Linked DNA regions of Mus musculus: all the other regions are linked to region 7. A link is a loop called in an ENCODE intact Hi-C map of the cell type or tissue named here. Cell type or tissue: heart. All regions are shown on one strand. Each heading gives the region's core, and the rest is flanking DNA. Links, peaks and the distances in the headings are about the cores only. Region 1 has its middle 11 kb from the start of Cldnd1. Region 2 holds the start of Dcbld2 (discoidin, CUB and LCCL domain containing 2). Region 3 has its middle 7.6 kb from the start of Ftdc1. Region 4 holds the start of Cldnd1 (claudin domain containing 1). Region 5 holds the start of Cpox (coproporphyrinogen oxidase). Region 6 overlaps Dcbld2 (discoidin, CUB and LCCL domain containing 2). Region 7 holds the start of St3gal6 (ST3 beta-galactoside alpha-2,3-sialyltransferase 6).

Region 1 (4,495 bases), core at 192-4,191, 210 kb after region 7:
CACACACACACACACACACACACACACACACACACACACACAATTAAAACACTAATTGACTAAAAGATAATGTGAAGGCATTTCAATGCTTAATCTTCCTGTAAACTTTCAATTCAAATGCAAACTTCTTTAAATTTTCAAGTTTTGGAACTTTCTAGCTAAGTAGCCCTTGAAGGTACAAACTGGTATTTTTACAGGCAGGATGCTGCATAGCCCTTGACACATGGGCAGTGTCTTTTGTCCTCCTTTCAACCCTCACGAGAGAATCATGACTCAGAAAAATAATGAAACAAGGACACACGTTTATATGCAGAAATTCTTTTCCTTCATTCACCGGCGCTAATGAGATGATTTTCTCTTGGGTCAAATTGCAGTTAAGTGCCAGTGTCCTATATATTCATTATGTGAGAATTTGCATTCCAAACACGGTAACAACAGTGGCTATTTACCCTAGAGAAGTTACCATAATAATTACTCTCAGAATCAGATTTATTTTTTACTGTTAAGTGAGTTAGATTTTTTCTGACATATAAACACTTACATACTTTAGGCAAACGTCTGTAAAGCAAGATCCAGCTTGTATTACTATATCTTAGAAGAGGTTTAGAAATTCAAAATAGAGTCTGTTTGTTTTGTGTTCACATTTTAAAGTTGTTTGCATTACTGAATAATTTGGTCGCCTTTTATCGACTGACTCAGTGTTGGTGGCTCAGGGTGTGAACTTCAGGCCACCTGTCTTGCAGCTTTTGGACTCTTCCCAACCATCCAGCCTTCTGTTCTGTTTGTCTTGGCTTGTCATATGTTCATAAACATCTGTGACTCCCATGCTCTCTGCTTTTGTGGTCCATTGTTTGTTCCATAGATTCTGCTTTTGCTGGTTCAATCTCAAAATGAATCAAGATGCCTGTTCAAAAACTCACAGCTTATTTATTCAAAGGAGTTAGACTGACTTAACTTTTGACAGGTATAGTCATCTCAGAATATTGCCTTATTTCTCCATAACACTCATGAAATGTATTCTTCTCAAGTCCCATGGAAGGAATGTAAATGATCCTTAAGGAATGCTGGGATGAGCTCTTTGAGTGTGTATGACCCCGTGGAAGAAAGAATACATTTTATAGGAACAATCGCTGGACCAGGGTATCCCCTGGAACAGCCTGGTGTAGGGTGAAGTATCCAGCGCAGGAGACAGAATGATACACATAGTCGTTTGTCTGTCTCAGCCTGTGTAAGCCCCACTTTTCACACCTGTGATGTTGTATGACTAACATACCTGTTTGAGAGTTGAAGTGACGATTATGTAAATTGCCCATCGTAAAGTAGTCACTCGAAATGTTAATTATGACTAGTTGCAGTATGAGCTACCAGAGCTTATAAAGTTGTTCTCTGCCTAGATTGTACATTATAGCTTTCTAGATAACTTTGGAGGCGGGGGTGGGGGGTGGGGGCTGGCAGAGAGAGCTTAGAAGTTCCAATTGTGTACTGTTCTTTCAGAGGATCTGAGCTTGGAACACACATGCCAGAAGACACATCTGCCTCTAACTCCAGTTCTAGGGGATCCAACACTTTCTTCTGGCCTCCATAGCCAGCTTCACCCACATGCATACACCCCCACACAAATACACTTGCATACACATAATTTTATAGAAGTTGCTGTTGTTCTAGACAATCCAATCTAGTTGATTTGGAAGTGTTTAGGTCATTATAATTTTTTCAAACTTTAAGAAGTGAATCCATCAGGCAACTCTGGTAGAAAACTATTTAAAAGTAAGAAATCAAGGGCTGGAGAGATAGCTCGGTGGTTAGGAACACGTACACCCTAGGTCTGTTCCCAGGACCCATATTGGCAGACTCACAACTGCTTCTAACATCTGTTTCAGGGGATCACACACCCTCTTCTGGATTCTACAGGCACTGCACTCAATCTGCACAACTTTACACACATAATTAAAACTATAAAAATTTAAAATAAAGTAGTTATAATAAAAATTAAGAAATAAAATTATGTATGTTTTATTCTAAGGTTGTTAGAGACAGTAAGGTAAGCAACGTGCGTAGTGCCTGCTGGAAGTACACCCTCTGCTTCCAGTTATGTCTGAAGCTACCGATTTGACCCTTTGTGGTCAGCTTCTATTTGCCACACCTTAGGCTTAAAAGGATTAGCACTGAAACCATGGGTGCTGTCTGTCAGGAATGATTGGGAGGAGAAACCAAAGGGCTTTCATTTGCATGTGAGGTAACCAAGCTGAGCAAGGTTCTGTGGAAACAGTTCTGGCTGCTTTCACTGTCCCCTGTCCCCAGCCCTCCTGAGAAGCATAAGCAAAGCTCTACTGTCTTTTTCACAGGGTCTTGCTTCTAACACAGCCAATTGTAACAAGACTTAACATAATGTAAATAAGGAGTCTCTGTGATGGTTTGTATATGCCTGGCCCAGGGAGTTGCACCATTAGAAGGGGTGTCCCTGTTCAAATAGGTGTGGCCTTTTTGGAGTGGGCGTGGCACTGTGGGTGTGAGCTTTAAGACTCTCAGACTTCAGATGAAGATGTAGAACTCTCAGTTCCTCCTGCACCATGCCTGTCTGGATAGTGCCCTATACCCACCTTGATGATAATGGACTGACCCTCTGAACCTGTAAGCCAGCCCCAATTAAATGTTGTCCTTTGTAAGAGTTGCCTTGTCATGGTGTCTGCTCACAGCAGTAAAACCCTAACTAAGACAATTTCTAAAAAGGCTCCACCTAGTCCAGCTTCCCAGACTACCCCATAAAGGAGCTAAAGAAGAGATCATTAAGGAATACTCCAGCTCCCTCTTGGAAGCTGTGTCAGGACTCCATTCCCTCCAGTGCTGAAACTCTAAGCTGGCTGCATGAATCTGAGAACAATGAATGTAATTTGATTAACAGCTAGTGAGACAACTGGAATGCTGGCAGTAACATCAGCACAGCTGATATTAGCAGCCATCAGATGATAGAGCAGAAGTCAGAGTGGGACAGAAGGGGCACTTCAGCTACCTTCAATGGGACGAGCAATGCACGAGCCCTGAGTGTCTGATCAGCTTCTTGGTTGCATCAGAAGAAAATGCACAGAGTGTGTGACTTCCTAACTTTCTTGGCCCAAGAAAAGCTCAGAGAAGTAAGCAGTTTATAGAAATGACCTCAGTTGTTGTCTCATGTCTTGCATAAGCCTTATAAAAGCACAGTTACAGCCTCTTTAGTCCCTTCCTCCAGGATTACCATAGTTCTCCCATTTGGGGACCCTTCTCAACTCGTGGGTATTTCTCTCCATTCCTTCATTCTCCTTGATAAAGCTTGTGTCTCCACATCCTTATTCCCTAATGGGAGACAGTGAACTCAAGATCCATTGGCTCAGGTTGACTTTGGTGACCAGTCAAGTGTTGAGTCTCTCTGGGCTGAGAAATGGCCTGTTGGCCTTTAAGACCTGCATCAACTGCTTTGGGACATGGGTGGGACGTGTCTCTACCTAGTGCTCTCCCAGGGGTGGGTGTCTAAACAGGAAGGAGAAGACCTGCTTGCTTTCGCTCCTGTTCTAAGTTAAAGCCTCCCCAGGGTCCCAAGACCTCTCCAATCAGTTCCTGAAATATAACTCCAGGTGCTACGTATACCATATTGTGCCCTTATACATACCTGTGATCAAGTTTGGTTTAAAAATTAGGCAAAGTAACATTAAATTGTACCTGTTTATAAGAAATTGTCTTCCTATTTACCCCCACCCTCTTGCCTCATTGCTGGTAACTAAAAGGAAAGAAAACATTGAAAATGAGGGATACTAATTTCTGTAGTAGGGCTGTAGTTGGGGGTGATTAGGTCTCTGTCAAGAAGGTGAATGTTTTGAGTAATGTCTACTTTATCAAATTCATACTCTTTGCTAGAACTTGAAAGGAAAGGTCATGAAATGAAGTTAATCTCCCCACATGGCAGAAACAGGATGGATTAGCTATGGAATAAATAAAAGTTAGCCTGTGTGTCAGTATTGTGAGTGTTAAATAAGTTATAATGTGCAGAGGGCTTAGTACAGATCCTGAAATACAGGATCCCTATAAAGGCTAACTGTTAAATGGAGGCCTACACAAGCAGGGAAGGAAGTAGCCTTTGACTGGTTTGCAAGTCAGACCACAATGCTTGCAATATTCCGAGCTGCTGTGTACCCCATGGCTGTACTCCAACCCAAGGTTGAGAAGAGCCCTTGGTTTCTAAGAAAGGTTTACCTCAAAATAAACAGGGCTCAAAATACTCAGGTATTTTGTCCATTCACATGTCTCAAAATAGAATAATTTCTGCTTTCTAGCTTACATTTTTATTCTTTGGCTCAAACAGGACCGTGCTAGGATGAGACTTTTGGCCTTTCGGTGCTTGTGCTAACTACCAGTTTGTAATTAAAGCCCAACAACTCCAAAACTCTGCCGGGATAGAACTCATGTAGCAGGTAAATAATTTATTCGTACAGTTTGGGAGGCTAAGAGTTTAACACCAAAAACC
Region 2 (4,495 bases), core at 265-4,264, 120 kb before region 7:
ATATATGACTTTGGTGGAAGGTTCCCAGGAAACATTTCGTTATCTCACAGAAGCCTTCTGAAACTGGTTGTACAGCCATAATGAGAAGTGGAGAGACATGGTGGGCAGCACTGTGTCTCAATTCTCACACATCGGTGCTCCTCCTATGACTTCCCATGGTCAGGCAGTAGGGGAATGTTCTCCGGGCTGCTCTCCAGCCAAACCTCCAGAAAAGAAACTCAGGAAGCTGAAAGGCAAAAGAGTACGAAGACAGATGGCTAGCATCATTTTTCAGACGCTGGTTTCCCCCTCTCTTCTTTTCCCTGTTCTGTCCTCTGAAACACTTCACCACTTTATTCTCTACTTTAACAGCTCTTAGCATACCAAAACAGAGAGAAAATGACAGCACCCCTCTCTCTTGTGATAGGGGAATTACTTATAAGAAATTCGGAGTCTTTTCAGGCTGTACTCCCCTGAGGGGGGACAGCCACAACTCCAGCACTTTCTTTTCTAGAAAGGTTCCCATACCTGAGCTAGTTCACTCTGCTTCTTGTGCAGTTCCATGTAGCTGAAGGAATCCTAGCCAGCAGCTTCTAACCCTTTGCTGTGTCCACCTTGTGGCCTACGGTTATCACTAGGTGGTCATACAGAAGGAGTGATCCGACATGTGAGGTGCTTCATCTCAGGGACTATCACTTGAAGCCTTGGCTTAGGACTGGCTGTTTGCTGGGGTAGGTCATAGAGTTAGCTCTGTTAGTTCTCACCTCCAAATTGGCACTGGTGACGATGGATTTGTTTAAAATGTTTGTCTTCTCCACTAGAATGTAAGCTTCTCTAACTGAACTTTGTATGACCAGGGCGTATATTGGTAGTGCTTTCTTTGCTACACGATAGATGTTTAGCAGATACAATGACTGGGGAGTGGGGGTGGGGGGTGGGCTTATTGTGTGAGAAATATGCAAGAAACTTGAAAAAAAATGGCTTCTAGAGTCCTTTCCAGCATTTGGGTTTTCTTCTGAAACACGGGTGTGAGTGCTTTACATGTTTAGGACTCTCACATGTATTCATGAGTTCCAGAGCCAATTCCTACATACTTCTCACACTGACATTTGTACAACCTGCTTTTCTATAGCCTCATTTATTAGCTGTATATCCATATCGATTTATTTTGTTTAAAAGGCATGTATTTTATTATTTATTTATTTATTTATTTATTCATTCATTTAGTATGGGGGTGGGAGGGGAGATGTTCCACAGTGCACATCTGGAGGACCATGGACGACTTGCAGAAGCCAGTTCTCTCCTAGCAACCATGTAAATTCTGAGGATCAAACTCAGATCGTAAGGATTGTCAGCAAGGGCTCTTAACCAATGGCCTATCTCTCTGGCTTTGCATCCCAGTATAGGTGCTTCTCAGCTTATGATAAGAGTCACATTTGATAAACCCACCATCACTTGAGAACACGTTAAGTCAAGGGAACATTTAATACACTCAAGGTAGTAGACATCCTATGCCAGTATCAGTTTGCTGTACAGCATCCGTTGCTTAGCGTTGAGAAGACCCAGCTGCCAGAAATTATGGCTTGTTAAAGGCAGTCATCAGCAGGACAGGGCACAGCAGCAATACTGTGAAAAATCAACCACCATAAACTGAAAGGTAATACAGATGCTCTATAGTTACTTCCTTTGCTATGCAAACTGTTCTATCTTACTAAGTCCCTGTTTGTTAAAGGTACAATACTTTTTTTTTTTTTTTTAGGGAGTCCCTAATTAAAAATATCCCTGATGGTTTCTCTTTATAAATCTACTGTCTAGTTCTGTGGATTCTTCTTTAAAGACTGCTCTTTCTTCTGCCATACTGCCTGCTCAAAAACTCCATCAAATTGCCTATTATTTGAATTTGTACTTGTTTCATTCTGACGTGCATGATGTACTGACATTTCTTCCCCATTCCAAAACCTGCAAATTATCTATAAAGTGGCTCTAATTCCTGGGACTTCTCTGAGCACAATTTTACAGATAGTGGACTTAAATAGTCTCAGCAACACGGGTCTTATTTTATACTTCCTCTCCAAAGTCCTAGAAGCTATCTTTGCAAAAACTGAACACTACATTTGTAATTGTACCCGCAGATGTTGCTGCAATTGACTGCAGTTTTAATTAAGAAAAACATACTCTGCTATTTAAAAACAGTCCCTTAAATACAGCTCCCAGCTGAAATCTTCCAGCATCCAGCCATCCCACCCCTTCCAGTGGCCTGATGTTCGACGGGGGAGGAGCCAGGAGCAAGCAGGCTCTGGGAAGCTGGAGAGCGCGGGATGGGGAAGTCCCGGAAGTCACTGACCAGAGAGTCTCGGCGGGTTCTCTCTGGGCAGTGGTCCCAAAAACTACAGGCTCTTCAGCGGGGCGGGGACCGCTCCCGGCCCCGGCTTGGGGGCGAACCCGGATCGAGGGAGGCGGGTGGGACGCTCCCAGAGGTCCAGGGCGATTGGCAGACGCGGATGAGGGGCGGTGGAGCTTTAGGAGAGGAGCTAACAGGTCGACAGAGCAGACGGCGTGATGATTGGACGGCACGGAAGGAGCTGGACCAGATCTGGCCGCTCATTGGTCTCAGCATGAGGAGGAGGCGTGGCCAGCGCGCGCGGGAGGGAGGGAGGGCGAGAGAGCGGGGCCGGCCCGCCCGAGAGACGGTCGGTCTACGAGCGCGGCGGGAGCGCGTTCCAGCTCGGGCCCCGGTGCTATCCTCCGATCCGCCGCGCTCCGGCCTGGGGTCTCGGGGCGGGAAGCTCGGTGAAGCGGGCGCGGGGAGCAGGGCGGAGGGGACGAGGCGCGCTGCGCTGCCGCCCGGTCCTCACCGGGTGCTGCGGGCCCCGGGCGCGCGGGGCTCCGCGGCGCGCGCACTATGCGGGCGGATTGCCGGCCGCCGCGATGGCGAGCCGGGCGCCGCTGAGAGCCGCGCGCAGCCCCCAGGGTCCCGGAGGCCCGGCCGCGCCCGCCGCCACCGGCCGGGCCGCGCTGCCCAGCGCCGGCTGCTGTCCCCTCCCTCCTGGCCGCAACTCCTCCTCCAGGCCTCGACTGCTCCTTCTGCTGCTCCTACTGCTCCAGGACGCTGGAGGCCAGCAAGGTGAGTGGTGGCCCGCACCGGTCGGCCTCCTGAGGCTCTTGGCTGTTGGAGGAACCTGCCGACGAACCCAGAGATGCAGAGACACCACACTGGCGAGGCTGATGTGGCGGGGACCGGGGCGGGGTGGTGGTGCCGCCCGGTGTCTCAAGTTTGTGTCGCTTTACTTTTCCGCAAAGCCATTCATTTCTGTGAAAGAGGGACGTATGAGACCCTGCCGTGGAGGCCTCCTTGCTGTCTCCTTCTGGACTGATGGACGGAGTCGGGAGCAAATTAAAAAGCATCTTGAGCTTATTAAAGACAGGCAGGGATTGCTGTTCTTAGGGATAGCGCCCAGGTTCTAACGCGAATGAAGCAAATTGCAGTGCTCTCTAGAGCCTTGCTTACGTTTGCAATTCGTTCTTCAGAGCACCTGCCCATTACTGAGGACCGTGGTTTGTAGATTGTCTTGATCAAACACAGAAGTGGCCCAGAGTAGCGGTCCACTACCAAAAGCGCAAACTTTCTCAGAAAGTGACAAAGCTTCTTTTCCTTCTACAATCCCATTCCAGAAGCGGGAACAACTGTTGGTTGATAAATCATCAACAATAGAAAGAGAATACAGGACTGAACTTTTTAGTGTTGCTGCTTTGGGCAGCGTACCACATTCTGTTTGGCTTTATTTCTTCCATGGCTTTTCTTGTTACTAATTGCTAGGGAGAGTTTCTTGAAATACGTTTTCCATTTCTCAGTTCAGCTTCCCACTGTGTGCACTTTTTGTCAGTAAGGAATATCTTCAAGGTCATGGGATTGTCTCTTGGGAAGGTGCAGCCTTGATGGACGTGTGAGAGGTAATCGCTAAGAGAAAAACGTAAACTGTCCTCTTTAATAGTCACATTTAAACTGAGCAACCTAAGGTTTAGAGGTCTAATAGGCAGATTTCAGTCAGCGCTTACTGTTTTAGAGTGTGGAAGCCTCTGAAGTTTTGGCATCTATGTGTGTGTTTTTCTTTCTCGTGGTGGGGAGACAGACTTATATGGCTACAGAAGCTTAGTGTGTGTGGGAGGCCCGGGACTAAGTGGTTTGTGTAAATCAGTGCATTTAACACACAGCTTGGTGAGTTAGTTATCCCGTTCCCAGCAGAGGGAAACCGATGCACAGGGAATACAGCATATTTTAATGTAGAAAGGAATATGACCATTTAAGCAGTCCACTGTGTTTGAACATTTCTAGATGGCTTACATCTAGAATTTCACGTCATGTTTAAAACAAATCTTCGAGTAACAGAGTCAGCTATATAGGACACCATTATCTTTTGGAGTAGTCATTCCCAGACTGATGTAACATGCAACATTATCTTATTTTAAATGATTTTTGAATCATTTTAGTCAGCATTGTAACAATATATTTCTTCTC
Region 3 (4,495 bases), core at 242-4,241, 100 kb after region 7:
CTGGACCTCTGGAAGAGCAGTCAGTGCTCTTAACCACTGAGCCATCTCTCCAGCCCCGGTGTCTATAGTTTGGTTTGTTTAGGTGTTTGATTGTTGCTCTGTGTTCTGTATTTAGAGGGTAAACAGTTAAAGCATCGTCTGTTGACCTTTTAGTCCTTAGCTTAGTTTTAACTCATTTCAAGGATTTTGGGGGGGAGAGAAAAAAAAAGCAGTTAAATCGGAACAAGGAAAACTGATAAAGTGGTACTGCCCTTGGAGCCTTTCCCAGGGGGTGCTTGATCTTGCACAAGCCTCTCTTAAAAGGGGCACAGGCAGCCTCTCAGCTTCTCTGGTAAGGAAGCTGCTGGCTAGTCCTGCTACAAAACCTCTGCGCCTGTGAGAATTGGATTCAGCAGGTGACAAGGTGTTCCTCTATTGAAATGACAGCTAGAAGAAGTAAGGAAAGTTTTGTCTGTCTGTTTTTTAAATGTATGTGGCCACTGCATGTTTATTTCTGACTGATCTTAAATGTATAAGTTGACTACACTCTACCTGTCTTGGTAAAAGAACAGCAGATTGAAAGCCCCTCAGCACCCCAAAGACCCAAAGCCTAACGTTTTATTGGTCTCTCCTTTTCTTATCCCTCCTATTCCTACCCCCACCCCTGCGTTTGCTAGTTAAGTTCAGTCCCTCTTCTCACGGTTCCCTGGATAACTACCTAGTCTTGGCAATGGCTGGACTATTATTCTCTCTATTACTTGCCCTGACTTGTGGGCCCTTCCTCAGAAACCCCCTTACCTACTTTATCCAGGCCTGCATTACAATATAAACTTAAGAGCCCATTTACCCTCTTGGCCAATGACCGAGACCTTGAGAAAACTGACAAATCAAGGATTTAACTCAGTTACAAATTAGAGGGGGGAGTGAAGAGCCCAGAGAAATTCCAGGCATTGGTCTGCCACCGTTGCCTTCTTGCTGCATGTCCTCAAGGCCTACATTCTTTTTAGTTGTAGTAAAAATTCCTGACCTGTGTGAGGTTCATAAAGGTTGAGTTAAGATCACTGCCTTAGAATAGCCTTGAGCCTGTACCAACACTTTGCAATCTGCCATGCCCTGGGCTCAATAACTAACCCTCAATTTACGAATTCTTTCTTTATTATCCCCTGAACATATGCTCATGAGTTTACACTTCAAACAGGGACTACTCACACCCTTTCAAGGTCATTGTGTCAACTCCCGAGACTGACCATAACCCTAACAGATTAGAAGCATTTTCCCATGGTGAATAAAGTAGTTTTTTTTTTTTTTAAATTTATTTCTGACTTGGTAGTCCTTTCCTCATTATTTGCATGCCCTGAGAACCCAACACTAAAGACCTCTCCTGAAGCTTAGAAATTAATTTTCTTGCTTGACTTATTCTGTTATTGAGGTTTTCAACTTTGTGTTTTGAAATTTCCTTGTATTGATTTCTTAATGCTGGGATTTCTGCTTGTGTTCTATAACTCTTGAATTTCTCATGTGGACCATGAACCTTATTACATCTTCAATGCATTTTATGTGCTATGTTTTAAATGAACTCATTTAAAAATCATCATGACTATAAAAAACAGGTGTTATCTGCAACTTTTTTTTTTTTTCTGGTGAATGAAAGAACCTAGGTATAATAGAGAAGTAAAGTAATTGCCTGAATTTACAAGTGGCCAAGCCAAGTTCAGGGTGACGTTTAGGCGGTATGAGGCAACTTCAGAATCATGTTTTTATGTAGTGAACTAAAATGAATGTTCACCTGCCCATCCTCAGTTGGTGCCATTTTCTTAAAACACGCACGCATACATGCGCGTGTGCTGGTGTGCAAACACACACACACACACACACACACACACACACACAATCTGTGATTCTGTCCCATTAAGATTTGAAAACTAGTTGGTGTATGCCCTCTAATGGGTACCCAGAGCATTACACAATGGCTGTGGCTACTCCTGAATTTCAGCAGGAAATCTGTGTTTGTTTTGTTTTTAAAGTGTATTCCCTATGCCAGAGCCAGATGTTCTGGTGCACATGCACAGCTGTATCAGCATACAGGATAGGTGATTTCCATGTAATTCACTGAATAGTGAGTATTACCCTAAATTTGCTTTCGTCACAAAACTCTGTACAATGAATGTCACTGAGTTGTTTTGTTTTTAAAGACTTACTTATTTATTTCATTTCATGTATGTGGATACACTGTCACTGTCTTCAGACACACCAGAAGAGGGCATCAGATACCCATTACAGAGGGTTGTGAGCCACCATGTGGTTGCTGGGAATTGAATTCAGGACCTCTGGAAGAGCAGTCAGTGCTTTTAAACACTGAGCCATCTCTCCAGCCCCACCACTGAGTTTTAGGTGTTCTAGGAAATTCAGTTTGTATATTGAAAGCTCTCCCTTGTTCTATATAACTCAAGCTTTTCCTCCCAAGCTCCTGTTCTTGAATAATGACTTGGAGGTTTATTATTAATGAATGAATGGCTAGACCATATTCTAGGTTTGTTCCCTGACTAGATCGTAACTTATATTAACCCATTTATACTATTCTATGTCTGCCACATGGTGGCTTGTAACCGCTCCTCTGTTTCATATATTCAACTTCCTCAGAGTCTGGATAGAGAATCTTTCTGCGCCTCACTCTTTCCCAGAGTTAGTCTCTGTCTCTGTCTCTGTCTCTGTCTCTGTCTCTGTCTCTGTCTCTGTCTCTGTCTCTGTCTCTCTCTCTCTCTGCTGGATGTCCCACCTTCTAATACTGCCTCAGTTCATTGGTTACCAGCTTTTTATTCGCAGGTGATGTTTCCACACGGTGCACAAGAGGCTGTCCCTACAGCTCCAACATGTTTGGTGTCATCATGTAAGTCTGTAGCCTTTGTGTAGACCAGGAACGAGTGGGTCATTCTGCAAGAGGCAGACTTCCTTCACCACAGTTACAGTAGCTCACTGAACCACTAGTCATCTTCAGCATGGCCTTTCAGATTCCATTTCTGGGTTCACACTGTCTGATTTAATTCCTTACCTTTTGTCCGTATCCTAGTCGGAGAGAGTAGGCCAGAGGAAAGGATTGCTGTGCCTCTAATGGTCAAATCCAGGAGTGGCACAACACAGATTCTTCCATGTTTGGTCAAAAGCTTCAAAAGACAGGGAAATTAACAATGTCAGAGAGGAAACCATTTGTCCATATTGAAACCTAAAGTTCTGCTGTTAAAGGGAGAAGTAATCGATTGTAGGGATGAAACTGCCTCTACCACAAGTCGTGCTGCATATTTGCGTGTTCTAATGTGAATTTTCAAAGTGCCAATTGTTTATTAAGCTAGAGGTGTTAGCTATCTGTAGAATTCCATTTAATGAAATGGTTGTGTTCTTAGAGAGGCGCTACTGATTCTCATGGGAACCCCTATTTTCTTTGTTTTAGAGGCCTTCATGATAGTCACCTGAGTAATTATAAACCTAGATAACTGAAAAATCTATTCCGGCTGTGATGGTATTTCTGGTCTTCTTGTGCACAAATTGTAGTTTGTTACCCTGCTTTTAATTAAATGTCACCAGTCCCCCCAAGAACACTGTTCAAATGTCAGTTACCCCATTCTACTTACTGTGTGCAGGACAATGCGCTTATTGTGAAAGATACAAACTTTATGTTAGCTCTTCAGTCCACAGTTCATTAGGGAATAAGAGTGTCTTCAATGTTCACTGATTAATCCTGTCACTTAGAAAGTAAGCTTCTAGTGTTTGGCTACTGTTGGTATGTTGCTCAGTTCATGCACAGTGCATAGAGGTACATAGCTGTATTATTTCTGTGTCTCCCTGGAGTAGACTGATGTGCCAGTTTATAAAACAGAATGATAGGCGGGGCTGGCAAGATGGCTTGGTGTCTGTTCTTCCAAAGGTCCTGAGTTCAAATCCCAGCAACCACATGGTGGCTCACAACCATCTGTAATGAGATCTGATGCCCTCTTCTGGCGTATCTGAAGACAGATACAGTGTACTTACTTATAATAATAAATAAATCTTAAAAAAAATAATGATAGGGAGAAGGAACATGGATGAGAGTGAAAGAAGGAAGTGGAAAATGACAACACTGAGGGGTGAAAATCTAGTCAACCCTAAATGAAATTATAGAAGATAATAGGGTAAATACATCTCTTTATCTCTCTAACTCTCTCTCTCTCTCTCTCTCTCTCTCTCTCTCTAGTCAGGGAAGCAGAACCAGGAGTGATCTTGGGTATACATGTGTTCACATAGAACAAACACAGATGTATTATTATGTAGAGAGACAGAGACAAAGTAAGACAAAAAGAGGGAGACTAAGACAAGGTAGAGGGGAGAAGGGATCTTTATATTAAGGACTTTGGGCTCTGGCAAGTCCACTATCTCTAGGGATGGGGGAGGGGCCAGCAGGCTGGAGAGCTAGGGAGAGCATGCTCTGGTTCAAGTGTCTTTGCAAAGAGAATTTGCAGTATCCTTTCTTGCTCAGGAAACAGTC
Region 4 (4,495 bases), core at 116-4,115, 200 kb after region 7:
TCTTTTCTGGTGAATGCCCCACAGTTATTTTAAGATGCAATTTGTAAATTTTTTTAAGATGCAATTTTTTATTTGCTTTTTTTTTTCTGAATCAAGGTTAGCCATTGTTCTATAGTAGACAGATACAAAGCAATTTTGATCACAATTTTAGCCTTTGGCTAGAACTCAGAAACTATTTCTATTTTCCTTTCTGATCACCAAAGTTTATAAGAAAAATAGAACAAATATTTAAGATGAATATGCAAGGTTGCTATATTTTGATTAACACAAGTTAACAGTGAACATTTTAAATAAGAATTGTATTTAAGAATATTAGGGAACCTGAGAGGGAAGGTAATTATTGTGGAAAGAGCATTATCTAACCATATAGATTTTTCTGTTACTGGGCTCATTTATAGTGCACCATAACTACAACACTTTCCTTCTGAACACTAGAAACATCAGCTTTAGAAAATTTAGCCAGAAGCCTAGTTCAACACTGTTTGAAGCCTATATCCCATAATCTGTGATAGTTGCTAAGTTACTTGGTTCATTAATAATACATATGAGACTAGCAGCCCAGCAAAAAGTAGGAGTAAACATTTAACTCTAAAAATTGATTACAGATGATTGCTACCCACAGAACATAGCATAAATAAAAATTGGAAAACACCAAAGATACAGAGATAACTCAGAAATGTGAATGTGTGGTCTGTGGGACTGTGTTTGAGAAGGAAGTTGAGGTCTTCTGTTCTGTGGCTTTCAGGGTGGCCAAAACCCCAAGGACACACTTCCATGTTGACCCTAAGCTTGTGAGTGAACAGGGTTCTGAGCGTTTTCTGGGTGTTCTGTGCTGTTGGAAGGTGAAGGCATCATTGTCCTTTGTAGAGTGACTCCAGAACCTCGTACCTCCTGTGTCATGACGACTAAGTGTACTGTGAGCCCAGGACTTAGAACTTCCAGAGCACACGACTAAACAAACACATTGAAATGCCCTCCTGGCAAGTCTAGCAGCTGGGTAGTTAGCAGACAGGTCCGGAAGCCAGCTGAGGTGTGCAAGAACACTTACCACTATTTATGACAGGCTTCTCCTCTTCATCTGGGACAATCGGGAGTTGTAAAAAGCTACTTCTACTGATCTTATTCAAACACTGGACATTCAATTGTAAATAATGCTTTAATGATTCCTTAACAATCCTCAGGTCCTCTGCCTGACATTTTTTACATTTTCTTATCTATAGATTCTATTTTCAAAAGTCCATATATTGAAAACCAAAGGCAATCTTATCTTAAAGATTATGAAGTAAATTGTCCAGTGTCTTAAGATTGGTTTACTAACCTCAGTGTTGATGTTTGCCAAGTTAGTTCATCTTCATGGGCTTCAGTTTCTCTGTCTACAAACTTAGGCTGTTTCTTTTCTTCTTAAAAAATGTCTCTTTACCAGAATTGGTTGCACAAGTTACTTCAGGAAGTAGACGTCTCATGAAGGCCGGTGGATGAAGACATCTGCTGCATAAGTGCATTCACAAGTCTTACTGTGGATTCACTATTCGACTCTACACACTCATCGAGCTTTCAAGATGACACCTGAGGCAAATTACGTTTTCATTTGATGCTATCCGTGAAAATCTAGTCATGCCTTGTGGATACTGGGCTCTGCCAGAAGTCCTTTTCCAGACACAGCCTGTGATGGTGAACCGGAACCACAAGCTAAAGGCAAACGATTTCTAACTTAAAAAAAAAAAAAAAAATCTTCTCTACCTGTTTAGAAATTCCTGTGAAGTATTTGAGGGCTTAGAATCATTCCATTGCTTCCATGTCACACAGCCATCTGTCTCCGAGGCTACCCACAACTTTTTCTGTTGAAAATGATCTCTAAATTCCATTTCATATTACATTCACACTTTAAAGTAACATTTTTGAAATCTAGTATCCTTCGGATTTACAAGTTGGGTTTTTTTTTTTGTTTTGTTTTTTTGTTTTGTTTTTTACAACTGAAACAAACAGGGAACTTGATTACAGTAGAGAGCAAATAACAGATTTCTTCAAACAAGAATAACGTAATTATATCAGGTTATAATGCTAGTTTAGTTAGATCCTTAGTTACATTTAAACAAAACAGAAGAACACGTTGTTCAAATGGGAGGGACGATGTAGGAAATGGGAGGGGGGTTGATATTTGAAGAGTAGAGTTCCATTAAAGTTCATCAACTCCGTAGTACTGATTTTTAGAGGTAGGGTGTTATCGTAGGGAAAACAGAAGACTCGACGTTAGATCTCGGCTAAATCAAAGCCTTTGACTATGGTTGACCAAAGATCCTCCCCCATCACTTTCTGGAGCTTGGTCCCTCCTTTTTTGAGGTGTAACAATCCCGCAGTTAAGACTTCAGCTTTCCTCACTGATCTTCAGAGTTCTTTCTTCGGAGAGAACTACATTCCCCACAATTCCTCGCGCGTCGTCAGGCATGCTCTCCTCTGGCTCTAGCCCCTTCTCCTCCAGTATTCCTACAAGTCCCACAAGGCCCCTCGGCCCAGGGCCGCTTTGGCCCGGCCTGGGGTGGAGGTGGAGGCGGAGGCGCGGGAGTTATGGAGGGGGCGGGCTCTGCAGGGAAGTACGTCAGAGGAGGCGCGGGGAGAGTAGGGTGCTGTGGTCGGAGCTGGAGGGCGAAGCCGGTGGAGTGAGAGGATGGGCGGTGAGTTCGCGGGGTCGCGGGCCGGCTCGGCTCGCGACCTGGGGAAAGGGCTCCTTGCTGGCGCGGCCAGGCCCGGGGGCTGGAGCGGCAGGCGGGGCGGGGAGGGGCGGGGCTCCGGGCCAAGGGGCCGGGGCTGGCTGGGTTCGGGTACCCAGGGCGCTCGCCCAGCCCTGCCGGTCTCCGCCCGCCCATGCCAGGCCCTGCTGTGCGGCCCAGGGTGACTGCGCTAGGCGCAGCTTCCAGAACCCGGCCTTTAAGGTCATCCGAGAGCACCAGGATGGACGAGAATTTTGAGAATCAGAATACAAATCGCACTTGCTGGGCTATTGATGACTGTAGTCGCCCCGGTCTTTTCCCCAGTCACTCCCCATTTTCCAAACTCCGCTCCCCAGTTTGTAAGCCTGTTTTCACGGGTGCTTGAGACGAGGGGTTTGGTGCTGTCACGGTGTGCATACATTTGGCAGGGTTTGACTCAGCGTGATCTTGCCTTGAGTCATTTTACCGCGGCCATTTACTACCGCCGTGGAGCCCTGTCCACGCCTAGGGAGTGTTCAGATTTTGCCTAAGTCACTTTTCTGTTTGCGAGTAGGGATTATTTAGTTTTTATGGATCTGTGCTATATTTTAGGATATACGGAGCAGTATTACAGTTTGGGAGGTTGAGAAGTGTGTAATGGAATGGGGGGCGGGGAGAGTAAGGAGTGAAGAATCCGGTTGTGTCAAGAGGCTTGGCTTAGCTTTAATTGAATTGAAGGAGATTGATAACTAACATGGTGTTTTTGCTCTCTTTGCTATGACATACATTTAAACTTTCCCCTCGGGTTAACACCTTCAACTCTGATTTCCAACTTACACCTCACTTCTGCCCTTATTTATAATTGTAAGCCTCCCCACTAAAAAAGCTGGGGGGTCTTCGTTTCCTATTCTGCTGTCTTTTTTCTCACACAAGCCTGAAAACACATAGCATGTTTATAGCTTGTGTAAAAATCCACTCTGCATTTAAGGTGTGCACGCTGCACTGCTGACCATGGGCATGTCTGTTGTTTGTACCTGTAATGTGTATGTCCTTTTCAGTGTTGTCTGTTTTAGTATGCAGGTGATAGACTAGAGAACAAGACTTCTGTCTCCGTAGCATCTTGGGTATGTGAGCATTCAATAAGTACTTTTCATGAGAATGCCTTTTGTTTTAAACTTAACATTTGTTGCCCTTTTGTTTGTAAATTTTTTACATCGATAAATGCATTGCGTTATGGAAAGAAGGGATGGGGAGTAGGGTAAAGGGGCTTTTTTTTTCTTTTTAGCATATTCTGATTTGCTCTTGAGGTCTGACTTTTCTTTCTTTAACTTAAAACAGAGCAGTCTGAATGCCAGAATGGATAACCGTTTTGCTACTGCGTTTGTGATTGCTTGTGTGCTTAGTCTGATTTCCACCATCTACATGGCGGCCTCCATAGGCACGGACTTCTGGTATGAGTATCGAAGTCCCATTCAAGAGAATTCAAGTGACTCGAATAAAATCGCCTGGGAAGATTTCCTCGGTGACGAGGCGGATGAGAAGACTTACAACGATGTTCTGTTCCGATACAACGGCAGCTTGGGGCTGTGGAGACGGTGCATCACCATACCCAAAAACACTCACTGGTATGCGCCACCGGAAAGGACAGGTACGTCCTTTACGTCCTAATAATGATGGCCCAGTGACGTGCAAGCTTGTCTGTGCTTCCTTCCCCTAAGAAAGTCTTCTGCATCTGTTTTATTCCTATCATTGTCTTGCCTCAACTTCCGTGCAATCCCATTGTCCCCGATGATACCACGGCACCTCAT
Region 5 (4,495 bases), core at 150-4,149, 150 kb after region 7:
ACACATGCGTGCATGCATAGAAATAAAGAGAAATACCAGAGAAATAAAGTGGGTTCATCAAACTCTCTCTTAAAAGGGAAAATGAATACACTGATATCAGGGCATAAAATTCATTATTTTTAACAGGGGAAGGATCAAATTAGCAAGGATTCGGAGAAGCATGTGGAGTTTGAAGATGAGTTGTATGTTTGTACCTAGTGAGATAGCATACAGCTCATCAGAATGTCCTGGCTTGTGGGGTTACACAGAGAATGAAATCATAGTACACAATAGAGAGCCAATTTTACACGCAGACGAGCACCCCTACTGCATAGCTTCTGTTTACAACTTACTGACTTCTTATTTGTCCAAGGCAGCTTTTGGATGCATCAAATTGCTTATAGAGGGAACATCTTCATATACTACAAATAGGACTTGGGAGTAATTTACCAGGAAGAGGTGTGTGTGTGTGTGTGTGTGTGTGTGTGTGTGTGTGTGTGTGTGACTGGTTTTGTTTCTTTTGAGACAGGGTCTTACTATGTCGCCCTGGCCATCCTGAAAGTCTTTAAGTAGACAAGGGTGGCCTCAAATTCATATAGGTCTACCTGACTCTGCATTCTGAGTGCTGGGATTAAATATGTGTGCCACTATGCCCTTCTAGGAAGATGGTGGCTTTTATTTTTTTCTCATACAAATCCGTTTGTTTGTTTGTTTGTTTTTAAGGATTCCAGTAAGCACTGTACATTAAGATTAAGGTGGAATCAGAGAACAGGAGAGAGAGACATCCAAACAGGCTGGAAGCTAGTACACAATTTGTTCAGGGTAAGTACACAATTAGTTATTTGTCTGGGCAAGTCTCCTGAATTTCCCATTTGGCTTATTCTTGGCTAGCTTCACATTAGCAGAGCAGGATCATAAAGGAGAAGTTTCTTACAGAAAATTAGAGAGATTCCTTTTCGTTAAAGAGCTTCATTTATCACCAGGAGGCCCAGCCAGACCCAGGCAACCTTCCAAAAGATAATTCTTATCTTTCCTTCTCTTCCAAGTCGGCCTCCAGCCAGGGCACACTACAGCTAAAAGTTAAGGGTTTCTCTCCTCTGCAAGCTTTGTCACTTCTCGTGAATTCATTTGCCTGCCACATCTGCCAGGCCTGAGCACGCATGCTGCTCCAGGTAGTTTGTGGTTGCATTTGTGTAAGAAGCAGGGGAGTGAACATATCGGTCAGAACCATACCCACTGAGCTCCAATTCCTGCTACAGCCAGAATGGAAGCTTGTGAAAGAATAACCAGTGGCCTCGATTATTATTTGTTAGTAGAAATTAGAATCATCAAGGATAGTTAAAGGGCAAATGAGCCCTTCTGATACTATAAAATAATGCTGGCAATGATATATGCTTGGAACAAAACTATTAAATGTGTGAGCTTCTGTCCTCATATTTTCAACGGGTAGGGCTATGGGGAAGAACAGAGATCCAGGATAGTAAACCGGAGTGCGAATATTTTCTCTGGATCTACTCAGGAGCCCACTACCCTGAACTCTTTGGGTAAGCCAAGCACAGGGACAAGGGTGCATCCTCCAGACCCACAGCCAGGACGAAGACAAGGGGTGTGTCTCCGAGTTGTTATTTCTGCCCGTTTGTCGTCAGCCTTCTAACCCCACTTTTGCTCACTGTGGGTGAGCGAGCAGGGCAATCCAAGGTGTACGTGACTAAAGCGCCTATCTTATCAGTCCAAGCACCTCCACAGTCCTCTGGCAGCACAGGAGGCCCGCGTGCGAGCAGCAGGACCCACCTCTGTGCGCAGGGTGCAGTCTTATCTGCTCTTTCCGGGAGCGGTCAGGCGAGTGCAGGAGGCGATAGGACGGGACTACAGTTCCCAGCAGCCTCCTCGGCTCCCGCCAGCAGCCTGCGACCTACACTCGCAGCAGCTCTTCCGAACTCCACGTAGCAGTGCTGGGGAGTCTGGGTCTCAGGACCCTGGGAGCTCCGGTGGGTCTGCAGGATCGGATTTGCCCAGTCCCGGCGGGAGATGGCCTTGCGGCTGGGCCGCCTGGGTTCGGACCCCTGGTGGCGAGCGGTGCTGGGCGACTATGCTCAGCTGCGCGCCGCGTCCCCGCGCTGCGCGTCCGCCCGCGTCTGCCAGCTGCCTGGCACGGCTGGTCCCCAGCCTCGCCGCGGGCTGGGCTACGGCCCCTGGGCTAGAGGCGGGTCCGGGCTGGGGACCCGGCTGGCCGCGACGCTGGCGGGGTTGGCAGGGCTGGCAGCCGCCGCCTTTGGGCACGTGCAGCGGGCGGAGATGGTGCCCAAGAGCTCGGGGGCGCGGAGCCCCTCACCTGGACGGCGGGAGGAGGACGGGGACGAGCTGGCCCGCCGCTGCAGCACCTTCATGTCCTCGCCGGTGACCGAGCTGCGGGAGCTGCGGAGGAGGCCGGAGGACATGAAGACCAAGATGGAGCTGATGATTATGGAGACCCAGGCTCAGGTGTGTCGGGCACTGGCGCAGGTAGATGGCGTTGCCGACTTCACTGTGGACCGGTGGGAGAGGAAAGAAGGTGAGGAGAGAGCTCCTGTTTCTTGGTTGGGCACCAGTTGCAGTTTAGGATTGGGGATTTAAAGTAGAACAGTTTTTACAGGGGGGTGGGGGTGGGGGGTGATCTGTCAGAAGGGACAGACTTGAATGACTGACATTGAGAGAGCCATTCGCTTTCTACTTGCAGATGTGGACCCAGAGGTGCCAACAATGTAGGACAAGTCACTTGAAAATATTGGCAATTCATAGTTGCACTTTTTTTTCTATAGGTTTGTTAAAGAACATCTGCAGGCAGCAAAGTGAAGCTTTCATGTTCAGTTTGTTACTGAACACGTCTCCCCCCCCCCCCCCCCCCAACACACACATTTTTTATTTATCCATCTGGGTGCATTTGTCCCTGCCCTATTAGAGGCAGAAGAAACACTGATCCTTTATGTCTGCTAGATTCCCTATGTCAAGAGTCTCCCTACTGTTTTTTGGCGGGTTATATAAGGAATATTTGATTAGTCTTCCAGTAGTTCTTACTAAATTGCATCATCAAATTTCTTGAAGGATTCCTTAGAATGCCATTCATGTTGAGTCATGTATTGGTGGCCATGTTGTTCCAAACAGAGTAGTCCTTCCCTGTTCTCCCCTCCCGCCTTAATTTTAAACTTGAGGATTTCTGACTTTTTCCAAGCTGGAAATACAACAGTATATCATCAATCCATTGTGAGTTATGATGCTACCACGTCTATATTAAATGGGAGTCAGTCTGATTTTCATGGTTTTTCATCTTGTAATGTTTTAGGGTAAAAGTCACTGACCGACCCAGACACAATCTCAAACACTAGATAGCCAGCTTTGTGTAACCTTTGGAAGTTACTGTTTTCCACCTCTGTTTCATAGTTAATGAATATATGCCGAGAACTCAGAATGTCAGAAACATGGTCAGCACTTAAATCACTCCGGTGGTGTGATCTTGAATATGGTGCCCTGCTTCTTAGAAATAAAACAACTCAGACATTAGTCTTTGAGAACAATGACTCTACGGTGACCTGTTGCCTTAAAGAAAAAAAAAAAACCTATTAAACACACATATATACACACACACATAAAATTTTACTTAATTTTAAACTCTGAACCCCTTAAGAGTTTGAATAGCTATGTTTTTGAATTGCATATAAAAATTAAAGGTAATAGGGTAAAATTGAGAGTCGAAAAATGTGAAGGAATACGGAGTTCTTGTATTCAGTGAAAGTAAAACACCATTCGGTAAACCCATTCCTGCCTGTAACATTAGCTTTCTGTCTTGTGAATAACAAACGGATTCTTTCTGGTGATATCTGGAGAAAGTTCCTTGGAGTTGTTAGGCCATGGCACGAGAACACAGAAGAAGCAGCCATTTCAGTGGTTTGTATCTGGATGCAATGTTTTCCTAGAATAAGGAGCTTAAGACACAAAGCTAGGCCAACTTATCACACATAGAAAATATATATGCTGTCGTAGATGGTTCAGGAAGTAGGGGAGGAAGCAGGCATCTCATGTCGCCACGTTCATGGGAGAGTTGTCTCCCATATGACGGTGCTCTATCCTCTGGCTTTCTGTTTCTATGGACAGGAGGAGGTGGCATCACCTGTGTGCTTCAGGACGGGCGTGTGTTTGAAAAGGCCGGGGTGAGCATTTCCGTCGTTCATGGGAATCTTTCTGAGGAAGCAGCGAACCAAATGAGAGGCAGAGGCAAAACTCTGAAGACGAAAGATAGTAAGTCCGATAACTCTCCCTGCCAACTCTTTTCCCACCAGTTTTACTTAAAAATAGCGCTATTTATTTATTTATTTATTTATTTATTTTCTGGAACTACCCTTGGATGTGTATGCCCAGTGTACTGGCTGGTTTTGTGTGTCAACTTGACACAGGCTGGAGTTATCCCAGAGAAAGGAGCTTCAGTTGGGGAAGTGCCTCCATGAGATCCAGCTGTAAGGCATTTTCTCAATTAGTGATCAAG
Region 6 (4,495 bases), core at 134-4,133, 64 kb before region 7:
CTGTCTCCATCATACTGGGATGACCAAAGCATCCTAACACTCCCAACACTCATGGCTTGTGTGTGTGTGTGTGTGTGTGTGTGTGTGTGTGTGTGTGTGTGTGTGTGTTTAACATGGATTCTGGAGACTGAATTTAAGACCTCGTGTTTCAAAGGCAGCTACGTTACTAGCACCCGAGTCTAGGCAGTTGTCTTAATCCCGAATGTCTGAGATTAATCAATCTAGCCATAAAAGCCTATGTTGTTTCCTGCCACTGTAAAAAAAAAAAAAAAAAAAAAAAGAAAGAAAGAAAAAAAGAAAGAAGGAAAATGCATATTTGTTTCTGATTCTGAGTGCTTCCTGGCCTCAGTCATGATTTTATTTCTCCTCCCCCTCCTCCTCTTCTTCCTCTCCCTCCCCTACTTAATTTCATGGAGAAAATCCTGTCACAGTCAGATGTGTGATGGCACTCTGGCCCCCAGTGAGCTCCTGTGTTCTCTCCTAACGCTTTATAAACACTCCCACGTTCTCAAACACTTGACCAAGCGACTTTCACTCACTCTCAGCTTCTCCTCCACCTTTACAACGTGGAAACCATAAAGAGGAGAATCCCTTTGGGGAGCCTGCGACGCCCCTCTCCTCTGTCCCAGGCATTGGTAAAGGGAGTGGTGTGTGCTGCCCACGCTGAATCCCTCCCTCTAGCCTGGCACCCATGCATTTGCCCGATAGTATCTACCTGACGCTGTATCCACCCTCTCCCGGTCGCTCTCTTCTGTCATACACTGCTTCCTCTCTTGGATGCAGTTGTAGTAAAGGAGATGCTGTGGGTTAGGCAGCACAGCGCCTGCCTGTGAGCCCTCCGTGACTGTCAGCATTTTCTGCCCCTGTTCTGCTCACTGGCTCATTGTGGGGTAAAGAAAGGAATTACTATTCCAAGTAACTTGGAACAGACCGTTTTCAGTGCGATGAGATGTGGATAGACCGATAGGACTCAAGGTCTAACCCCAGCATGGCTTTCTGGGCTTGGCTGCACTGTTACCTGGCCATATCTGTAACTCTTGTCATGCTGTGGAAACGTCCTTCTCAGTTAGTAGCTTCTCTCATCTGTAAAAAGCACAGCGCAGCTCACGTTCCCCTTTCCTCACTGGATCCTCAGCGTCCTTCTGGTTTTTACTCTTCTACAGAAAGAGGAGTGAGCATCTTTAAAGATGTATCTTTCAATATCTTGATGTTTTCCCCAAATAAATTCTTGGTGTAGACTTGTAGCCTTTAATAGATTCTTGTACATACTGCCTCAAAATACCCATCAGAAATATATATTTATATTTATTTATAGTCCATCAGCAAACCTGTTTCTTGCTGTACTCTCAATTCTCCTTTCAAGTGACTGCCAGTGTGATTAGCAAGCGTAGCATCTTGTTTTCATTCTCCCTGACAGTTCTTTGCAGCTGAGGTAGACCTGTATTGTCTTGATGGGTTTCTAGGTGACAGTGGACTTGTTATAATATGCATTTTGGCCCGTGATGTCTTACAATATACACTTTACTACATATACATAAGATGCTTTCTAGTTTACCATTCGTCTTTTAAATTTTGGTGACTTCTGGTAATTTAAAGCATACTGCTTTTGCCAGGCAGTGGTGGCACATGCCTTTCATCCCAGCACTAGGAGATAGGTGTGTGGATCTCTGTGAGTTTGAGGCCAACTTGGGCTACAGCCTGAGCTGCACAAAGAAACCACCCTGTCTCAAAAAACCAAAACTGAACAAAACAAAACAGAACCCTACACTGCTGTTAAATGTGGGGCAATGGGCTATGCACAAACAGCCTGGTTTCCAGTCGAGCTGAGGTCATGAACTCTGGTGAAACCCAGTGGTGATAATTCACCTACATGGGACAGAAGGCCTTCCCTCATGTCTCCTGGACCCCTGGCTCCTGTCGAAGTTACTGCCCCCACAGCCAAGAGAAGCGTGTGGTTAGTAGTCACATACACAATGTCCCAAGCTTCTGACCTTCAGGCTAGACTCCTCTCAGTTACCTAGCAACAGCAAGATAACAAATCCACTATAAGAGGAGCTGCTTGGCCCCACCTCATTCTCTCCCTCTTACTCTAGCCTTTCTTTTCTCTCTCTCCTTTTTCCCTTTCTCTCCTCTTGTCCATGGCCAGTCTCTCTCTCTCTCTCTCTTTCTACCTTCTCTCTTTCCCCCTGCCTTTCTACAAGAAAGCTCTAAAATCATAGACTGTGTCTGTTCATCAAGGCCTGGACTAAGGACTCTCTCCTGCATGGGAACCTCTCTCCCTCTGCCCTCTTCCCATATCTCTGGGGCCTGGTGCTGCCCTGGTGCTCCTATTTTGTTCTCAGCTCCTCTGCCATATCCAGCGTGGGATGCCAGAGACTGAGAACCTGGTACGGGGCTGCCCCTTGTCCAGCCCCCACCGGATGGGGTCAGTGGCTTCACACAGCCAGATGCCCACTCGGGGACGAGTGGAAAGCATCTGGCAGTCCTCCTGCGTCCTCCACGCCCAGAGCACAGGAGCTCTGGTGGGCCTTCTCCCTCATCCGTCTTCCCCTATACCCACAGCCCTGCAGTTAAACGTGTGCAGAGGTGGAGGTGGAATGAGCCAGCAGCATGCCGAGTGACCTGTCCACTAGTCTGTAAACACTTGTGTCTCCCAGTTGTGGCCAGCTTTGTTTCATAAATGATGTGTAAGATATTCTTGGAGATACAAAGTGTTGAGCTTTCGACTTCTCTGTCATGATGTCTGCTTCGCTCTTAATGTGGTCGTTCTGTTTCATGGCTTCAGATGTCGCACTGGCTGCCGTTCTGGTCCCTGTGCTGGTCATGGCCCTCACCACACTCATCCTCATTCTAGTGTGTGCTTGGCACTGGAGAAACAGGTCAGTACCCAGCTTGCTTACATGATTGACTGGGGGAGGGGTGCGGGGATAGGAAGCAAATTTCACCTGGAGAGTTACCAAACTAAAGGCCACTGATAGAATCATACAAATCTATCCTAACTAGAGGATACATAGCTTATGATCTGCTCATACTATCACAAGTGTGTCTTTCACAAAGGGCTCAAGCTGTTTGCCTGCTAGGATGGGCAGATCTCTAGCCACCAACATAACTACTGAGGTGCTGTCTGAGCTTGGGTCAGAAAGAGAAATGTAGGGTTTATTTTATAGATTAGAAAATTCTTGAGTGCTAAGCAGACTGATTATATTATCCGATGACTGGAAAGTGACAGGATTTACAAAGTATGGTCCTGGTGCCTAAAAGAGGAGGAAAGAGGCATCGGGATAAACTTGGAAACAGTCTAGTCAAACAGAAGTACCACAGCATGATTCTACAAGAGGGATGTGCTTGACAGCAATGTCAGCAGGACGCACGACTGTGACGGAAGCAGCAGCAGCCTGGAGTGATGTGAGGTTTCTGACTAGTAGCGATGCTGTGGGTTGAAAGAACATCAGAAGGGATGGGTTTGATGGAGAAAGAAGATGACGTATTTGTTCACTGTTCAATAAATAGTATATCTAAATATGTGGCTGCTCCTTTATGCCAACTGTTGGCCCATGTGCTAGACTCTAGCAGCTGGAAATCTGTCCATCCTAGCAGGCAAGATTGAGCACGTTGTAAAAGATACACTTGTGATAGTATAAGCAGATCATAAGCTATGTATATCCTTATTTATAAAGCAGAATCTTTCTTGGTAGCCTGTAAACGCTACCTTTAGTTAGGATAGATTTTCATGATTCTATCAGTGGTGGCCTTTAGTTTGGTAAGTGAGTGAATAGTAATTCTTGTTTGTTGTTTTTAATAGCATTTTTTTCTTTTTATTTGTTTATTGATTTTATGAGTGCTCTGCTGCATGTACACCTGCAGGCCAGAAGAGGGCATCAGATTCCTTTATAGATGGTGGTGAACCACTATGTGGGTACTAGGAATTGAACTCAGAACATCTGGAAGAGCAACTAGCACTCTTAACTGCTGAGCCATCTCTTTAGCCCTATAATATATTTTTTTATTAATTGAGGATTGCATAATTATATCTTGATCAAACTTGACCCAAACTCCTCTAGGATCCACCCCCCCCCCCAATTTCATACCCATCCAACGTTGTCTTTACTTGTTCAACCTATTGTTTATATGCTTGGGTGTGTGGTGTGTGGCCATCCAGTGGAGTCTGGTCTACCTACTGGGAGCCACACCCTTGAAGAAAAGTAATTATTCTCCCTCTTTAGGTAGCTATTAATTATCAGCAGCTCCTCAGATAGGGGTGGAATTTCATGAACACCTCCCCACTGGATACTGGGATTTACATCTTGATCTCTATATGCTATGTATATAGGTCCACACATACCATGTTCCGTTTGTTTAGAGGACGGCTTGCAAGAGTCTGTTTCTCCTTCCACATTGTGAGTTCTAAGGAATCAAGCTCAGGTCCTCAGGTTTGACTGCAAGCCCCTTTTCCTACAGATCCATCTCACCAGCCCAAGTGTATCAGGAAGTGTCC
Region 7 (4,495 bases), core at 239-4,238:
TTTTGGGAAAACAGATCAGAATCATACAGACATTTTCCATAAAAGTTCCCTTGATCCCAAATCGCCATTATCTAAGGTGCCTCTGAAACAGATAACCTTATTCAAAGTCAAACTAACTATCTAAGGCATTATTATTATTTTTATTTATTTATTTATTTTTCTGATCTTGCTTTCAAAAGCAATCTTTTGTGACACTTAAAGCCTTGATTGATCAGAGCTTCCCAAATATTTCACATCACCATGTCGATAAAAAGATAGCTCCGTGGTTAGAAGCTGGAAGGAAATTCTGGATTTGAAGACCGGGAAAGTCAAATCGTCAGGGTAGCCTAATAGGGAGGCATGGCCATCTGAGGGCATACTGAAGAAGCCTGAAGGTCGGCACGTCAGGGCACTGGAGCCATTAAGGACCTGCTATTTTCTAAACCATCCACTATTCATGGCATTAAGGTGTTTCTCTTAAAAACAAACTTGACTCCTGAATTTGAAATCTACGTGGTTTCTAATAGGCTAGCACCTACCATGTCCTTCCTGTCCCATCACCTTTAAACACAATTCTTCACACCCTGGCTGCCCTTCTCCTGGCTTCCTCTAAGGATCCCTAAAAGGCACTTGGAGTTTCTTTATTTTCTAGAAATCGCTTTTTATAGATTTTTCTTTTAAATCAAAATAACAGTGCGCAAGGAAGGGGCTAAGCCCACGAGAGCTCCCTAGGCAACGACCGCAAAATAGCAAGTTTCTTCTCTCTTCTCTTAAAAATTCACAGCAGCCAAAACTGCAGTTTTCTCACCGTTGCCCTTCAGTCCAAACAAACTGTCTCGGCTTTTTGTTAGGTTTAGTTTTATTGTACCAAGAAAGATTTCTTGGAAAACTCAGTAAGGTAAAAAAGAACCTTCCAGGCTCATTCACCCTTCCTCGCTTACAGACCCTTTCAGAAATAATGGTGATCGAGGAACCATGCTCTCCTGTGGGTCTCCCACTGCATAGATTGGGGGCGATCCAGGAGAGCAGAGTCCTAGCGCCCCGGAGCACCACTCTCTCTGGGTTCTCCCTAGCAGCTCTGGGACCCTACAGGAGAGCTCCTGGCTGGTCACCCCGCACACCCTGCTGCCTGGAGGATCTCAGGGCCCCAAGGTTCCCTCATCGCTCCGGTGATTTAGCAGAGGACGAAGGGTCTGAGAGCGCGCAGAGTCCCCTTCCCTACTCCGCAGCGGTTGCAGAATCGGAGTGCCTGGGCAGCATCCCAAATCCCATGCTGGGTCGGGGAACGCAGTCTTCCCCGCACCCCCAGCTAAGCAGACCCGCAGCGTGGCCAGCCGCAGAGTTACCTGCCGAGGCCCGAGCTCGGCCACCGCAGAGGCATGCACAGGGCTCTCCGCAGCGCGCTTCTGTCTGTCCCGTGGCGTCTGCAGCATCGGGTCCCGAGCAGGCGGCGAGCGGAAGCCTGAGCTAGCGGGGTGACAAGAACGCGATCCCTTCCCTCCACCCCTACCCCCGATGTGGCGAAGGAGCAGAGCGGAGCGAGGCGCAGTGTGGCCCGGAGGCTGAGACCGCCAACGTTCCCCTTACAGCTCTCAGCGCCGGACTCTGGGTCCCCCGGCGGCTGTGTGCTACGCCGCGGGAAGCTCCTCCTTATTGCTGGCGCCAGATGCTCGGTGGCCGCCGCCCCCAAGTTCCTGCCGAAAAGTGCTGCCCGGTGGCTGCCGGTGGGCTCAGAGACCCCCGGGGCGGTAGCCGTGCTCTCTGGCTCCTACCTTTAGGGCGGGGCGGTCACCAGCCGCTTGCTCTCGCTGGGAGTCCCCGACAGGAAAATCACTGCGAAGGGAGGGCCGGGAAAGGGCGGCGGGTGGCTTCAGGACAAGGTAGGAGGATTGATTTCCAGAGCCAAGAAGACACTCCCATCCTGCCCCGGTTTGTTGGGAAAGCTGCGGGAGCAAAGGCGGGAGGCTGTAAGGGGCTCTCCTTTCAGGCGCTTATGGGAGGCAGAAAGCAACAGAGTTTAGTTTCACCCTGGACTGTCTGTGACATCAGACACAGTGGGTAATTTGGTCTCTAGCTGAAAGGGAGAGGTGTTCACAAAGCTACACAATTTCCTGCCTCTGCTCTTCAAAGACAAAAGTGTTAGCGGAGTAGGTGTAGACATATATATAGTTCATCTTATATTTTAAAAAGACGTTACCTCAGAAAGAATGAAAGGGGCACTTCTTCACTCCTTTCCTCGTTTCTTCTTTCCTTTTCTTCCTTTCTTCTTCCCTCCCTCTCTCCCTATCCTTTCTTTCTGTAGCCTTCACTAGGAAAAAGTTTGTATTAAGAAAGCCCTCAGACTTGCATAGCTCTGAATGCTTTTTAAAAATCAGTGTCTGGTCAAATACTCACATGCAATCAAATGACCTCCATCCACCTCCGGGAGAGAAGCGCTACTGTCTGGGAGGAAAGGAGCTGGGTGTAACTCAAAGCTGACAGTGTGTCAAGTGGCAGCGAAGTCCTCCCACTCGTGTGATGGACCTTCTAGTATTTTCCTTAATTATACCAACAGCCCTAGGAAGTTGCACTTGTTTTTCCAATCCAAACATGGAAAGGGCTCAAACCATTCCGATTCTTACCCTTTCTACAGATTACCTTTGACATAACTCACATAGCTTTTGTAATTATATGCTTGGCTCTTGGAACACCAGGGTAGTCAAAAAAAAAAAAAAAAAAGTCCTGGAATTTGTCCATCTAGATAAATTTTCTGGAAAACTACCACAAACTTTTAGAGTTTCTGCTGAGTTCTCCCATGCTCTCTTCATGATCTTCAAAATGAAACCCGCATTTTGCTTTATTCCTCCTGACCTCCTAGGTTTTGTGTGCTCGATTTGTTTTTGACCGCACTTCCCTGTGTAATCTAGGTTGGCATGGAAATCTCGGTTCCCTTTTTTCAGACTCTGAAGTCCCTGGATACCCATCTGTGTAGTGGTGCGATGGGGAGGGGCATTCCTAGATTCTCCTCCGTTTTGCTTTTGTTGTGTTGTTGCTTTTATACAAGGTTGTTTTGTTTTGTTTTTTTTTATCTTGCTGTGTAACCGAAGCTGGCTTCTGACTCTTGATAATCCTCCTGCCTCATCCTTCCAACTGCTGATACTACCTGAATACACTATACTCCTCCTAGATTGTGTGTGTGTGTGTGTGTGTGTGTGTGAGAGAGAGAGAGAGAGAGAGAGAGAGAGAGAGAGAGAGAGAGAGAGAGATTGATTTACCATGTGGTTGCTGGGAATTGAACTCAGAACCTCTGGAAGAGCAGAGAGGACTCTAACCAATGAGCCATCTCTCTAGTCCCACTGCCTAGATTTTTTTTTAATCCTGCAAAGAAATATGCTAAGGGAGGAGGACAGGAGCTGCACTTAGGTAACCACCATGACTTTGCATATTCTGCAAAGTTTAGCTGTAACCTACTCACCTGCCTTGGACTCCTCCGACTCCTTCAACAAACCTCTAGCTCCAAAATTATTTACATTATGATTCACAATAGTAGCAAATTTACAGTTAAGACGTACCAACAAAAACAATTTTATGGTTCGAGGCCAGCCTGGTCTACAGAGTGAGTTCCAGGACAGCCAGGGCTTTACAGAGAAACCCTGTCTTGAAAACAAAAAAACAACCCCAAAATAAATAAATAAATAAATAAATAATAATAATAATAATAATAATAATAATACTTTTATAGTTAGGGTCACCACAACATGAGGTTTACAACATTAGGAATGTGGAGAACCATTGGTCTAAAGAAAGAATCAGGAAACTGGTATTTCTTCTGGAGCTCCAGGTAGATTGTGCAAACCTATCCTATTCAAGCACAGCTTTTTGTAGCATCATTGATGGAAGACGTGTTCTGAGAGAGGAAACCAACTCATATGTGAGTGCTCGCACTACAATAGTTGTGTTAGATCACAGTCAACCAACCCCAGACTGAAAATACCCAAAAAGCTAACTCTATAACACATTAACTTAGTAATAACTTTTAAGAGTTTGCTTCTTAAACACTTCTCAAAGCTTGGGTTTTTCAGTTTTGTGGAGTTGTTTCTTGTTTAGACCAGGCTAGCCTTGAACTCAAGAGATCTGCCTGCATCTGACTCCCAAGTGCTGTGATTAAAGGCAAGCACCAACACCCAGAGGGTCATTCAGCTTTAAATAATGTCTCCTTCAAGGCTGAGCCTGACTGAAGAAGCTGATTCTATTTCCATTTAACCCTTCCACAGCTTAAGTGAATATCCTGCCTGTTCTATCATCTAGCTGTCATGGGGTCTTATCTCCTGTGAGCACTTGTTCCAAGAGCAAGTACTTCTCAGAAAGAATAGCCACAGTGCATAAATTGTCTGTATTGTGACTTACAAGTAGGACTATAATGTGGGAAAGCTATTACATTTGCAAACTTCAGTCTTAGTGGGAGCACCATACTTTCCCAAAGTCTATCAGACTGAGGTCTCAACTATATTTATGCATGTATACTTATCTGCTGTAA

The links. A loop is a pair of places that touch in the nucleus more often than their neighbours do. Peaks named below come from ENCODE experiments on the same cell type or tissue, not always from the same donor. Only the 100,000 strongest peaks of a DNase experiment are listed, where the experiment ranks them.
Region 1: a loop joins it to region 7, with 2.1 times the contacts of the local background. A loop is called at or near these places in 5 of 42 quality-filtered maps.
Region 2: it touches region 7 in a loop (2.9-fold over the local background); 3 of 42 quality-filtered maps call a loop at or near these places.
Region 3: it touches region 7 in a loop (2.1-fold over the local background); 17 of 42 quality-filtered maps call a loop at or near these places.
Region 4: it touches region 7 in a loop (2.4-fold over the local background); 5 of 42 quality-filtered maps call a loop at or near these places.
Region 5: a loop joins it to region 7, with 1.9 times the contacts of the local background. A loop is called at or near these places in 4 of 42 quality-filtered maps.
Region 6: a loop joins it to region 7, with 4 times the contacts of the local background. A loop is called at or near these places in 17 of 42 quality-filtered maps.

Annotation. Positions count from the first base shown.
Region 1 is chr16:58,736,515-58,741,009 of GRCm38, forward strand. No RefSeq gene overlaps it. Among named protein-coding and RNA genes, the nearest start is that of Cldnd1, 11 kb to the left of the region's middle. In heart, for the core only: a CTCF peak has its summit at 1,910; no DNase peak of the experiment used is centred there.
Region 2 is chr16:58,405,849-58,410,343 of GRCm38, forward strand. It overlaps Dcbld2 (discoidin, CUB and LCCL domain containing 2), which reads left to right and starts at 2,687. Exons shown (of 16, transcript NM_028523.3): 1 at 2,687-3,103. The coding sequence starts at 2,908. It overlaps 4930461C15Rik (a long non-coding RNA gene), which reads right to left and starts at 2,683. Exons shown (of 4, transcript XR_384912.2): 1 at 2,324-2,683; 2 at 1-226. In heart, for the core only: no CTCF peak of the experiment used is centred there; a DNase peak (open chromatin) is centred at 2,503; H3K4me3 peaks cover 2,387 bases; H3K27ac peaks cover 2,382 bases.
Region 3 is chr16:58,622,296-58,626,790 of GRCm38, forward strand. No RefSeq gene overlaps it. Among named protein-coding and RNA genes, the nearest start is that of Ftdc1, 7.6 kb to the left of the region's middle. In heart, for the core only: a CTCF peak has its summit at 1,931; no DNase peak of the experiment used is centred there; H3K27ac peaks cover 97 bases.
Region 4 is chr16:58,725,413-58,729,907 of GRCm38, forward strand. Cldnd1 (claudin domain containing 1) reads left to right here and starts at 2,498. Exons shown (of 6, transcript NM_171826.3): 1 at 2,498-2,672; 2 at 3,761-3,811; 3 at 4,026-4,335. The coding sequence starts at 4,044. In heart, for the core only: no CTCF peak of the experiment used is centred there; a DNase peak (open chromatin) is centred at 2,539; H3K4me3 peaks cover 1,971 bases; H3K27ac peaks cover 1,324 bases.
Region 5 is chr16:58,668,421-58,672,915 of GRCm38, forward strand. Cpox (coproporphyrinogen oxidase) reads left to right here and starts at 1,788. Exons shown (of 7, transcript NM_007757.2): 1 at 1,788-2,530; 2 at 4,108-4,251. The coding sequence starts at 2,008. In heart, for the core only: a CTCF peak has its summit at 2,007 (motif pointing left); a DNase peak (open chromatin) is centred at 1,941; H3K4me3 peaks cover 3,239 bases; H3K27ac peaks cover 3,840 bases.
Region 6 is chr16:58,458,170-58,462,664 of GRCm38, forward strand. It overlaps Dcbld2 (discoidin, CUB and LCCL domain containing 2), which reads left to right. Exons shown (of 16, transcript NM_028523.3): 13 at 2,786-2,879. Among named protein-coding and RNA genes, the nearest start is that of Gm33475, 16 kb to the right of the region's middle. In heart, for the core only: a CTCF peak has its summit at 3,867 (motif pointing right); DNase peaks (open chromatin) are centred at 1,972 and 2,402; H3K4me3 peaks cover 556 bases; H3K27ac peaks cover 3,154 bases.
Region 7 is chr16:58,521,751-58,526,245 of GRCm38, forward strand. St3gal6 (ST3 beta-galactoside alpha-2,3-sialyltransferase 6) reads right to left here and starts at 1,676. Exons shown (of 11, transcript NM_018784.3): 1 at 1,326-1,676. In heart, for the core only: no CTCF peak of the experiment used is centred there; DNase peaks (open chromatin) are centred at 1,741, 2,441 and 2,921; H3K4me3 peaks cover 2,308 bases; H3K27ac peaks cover 2,714 bases.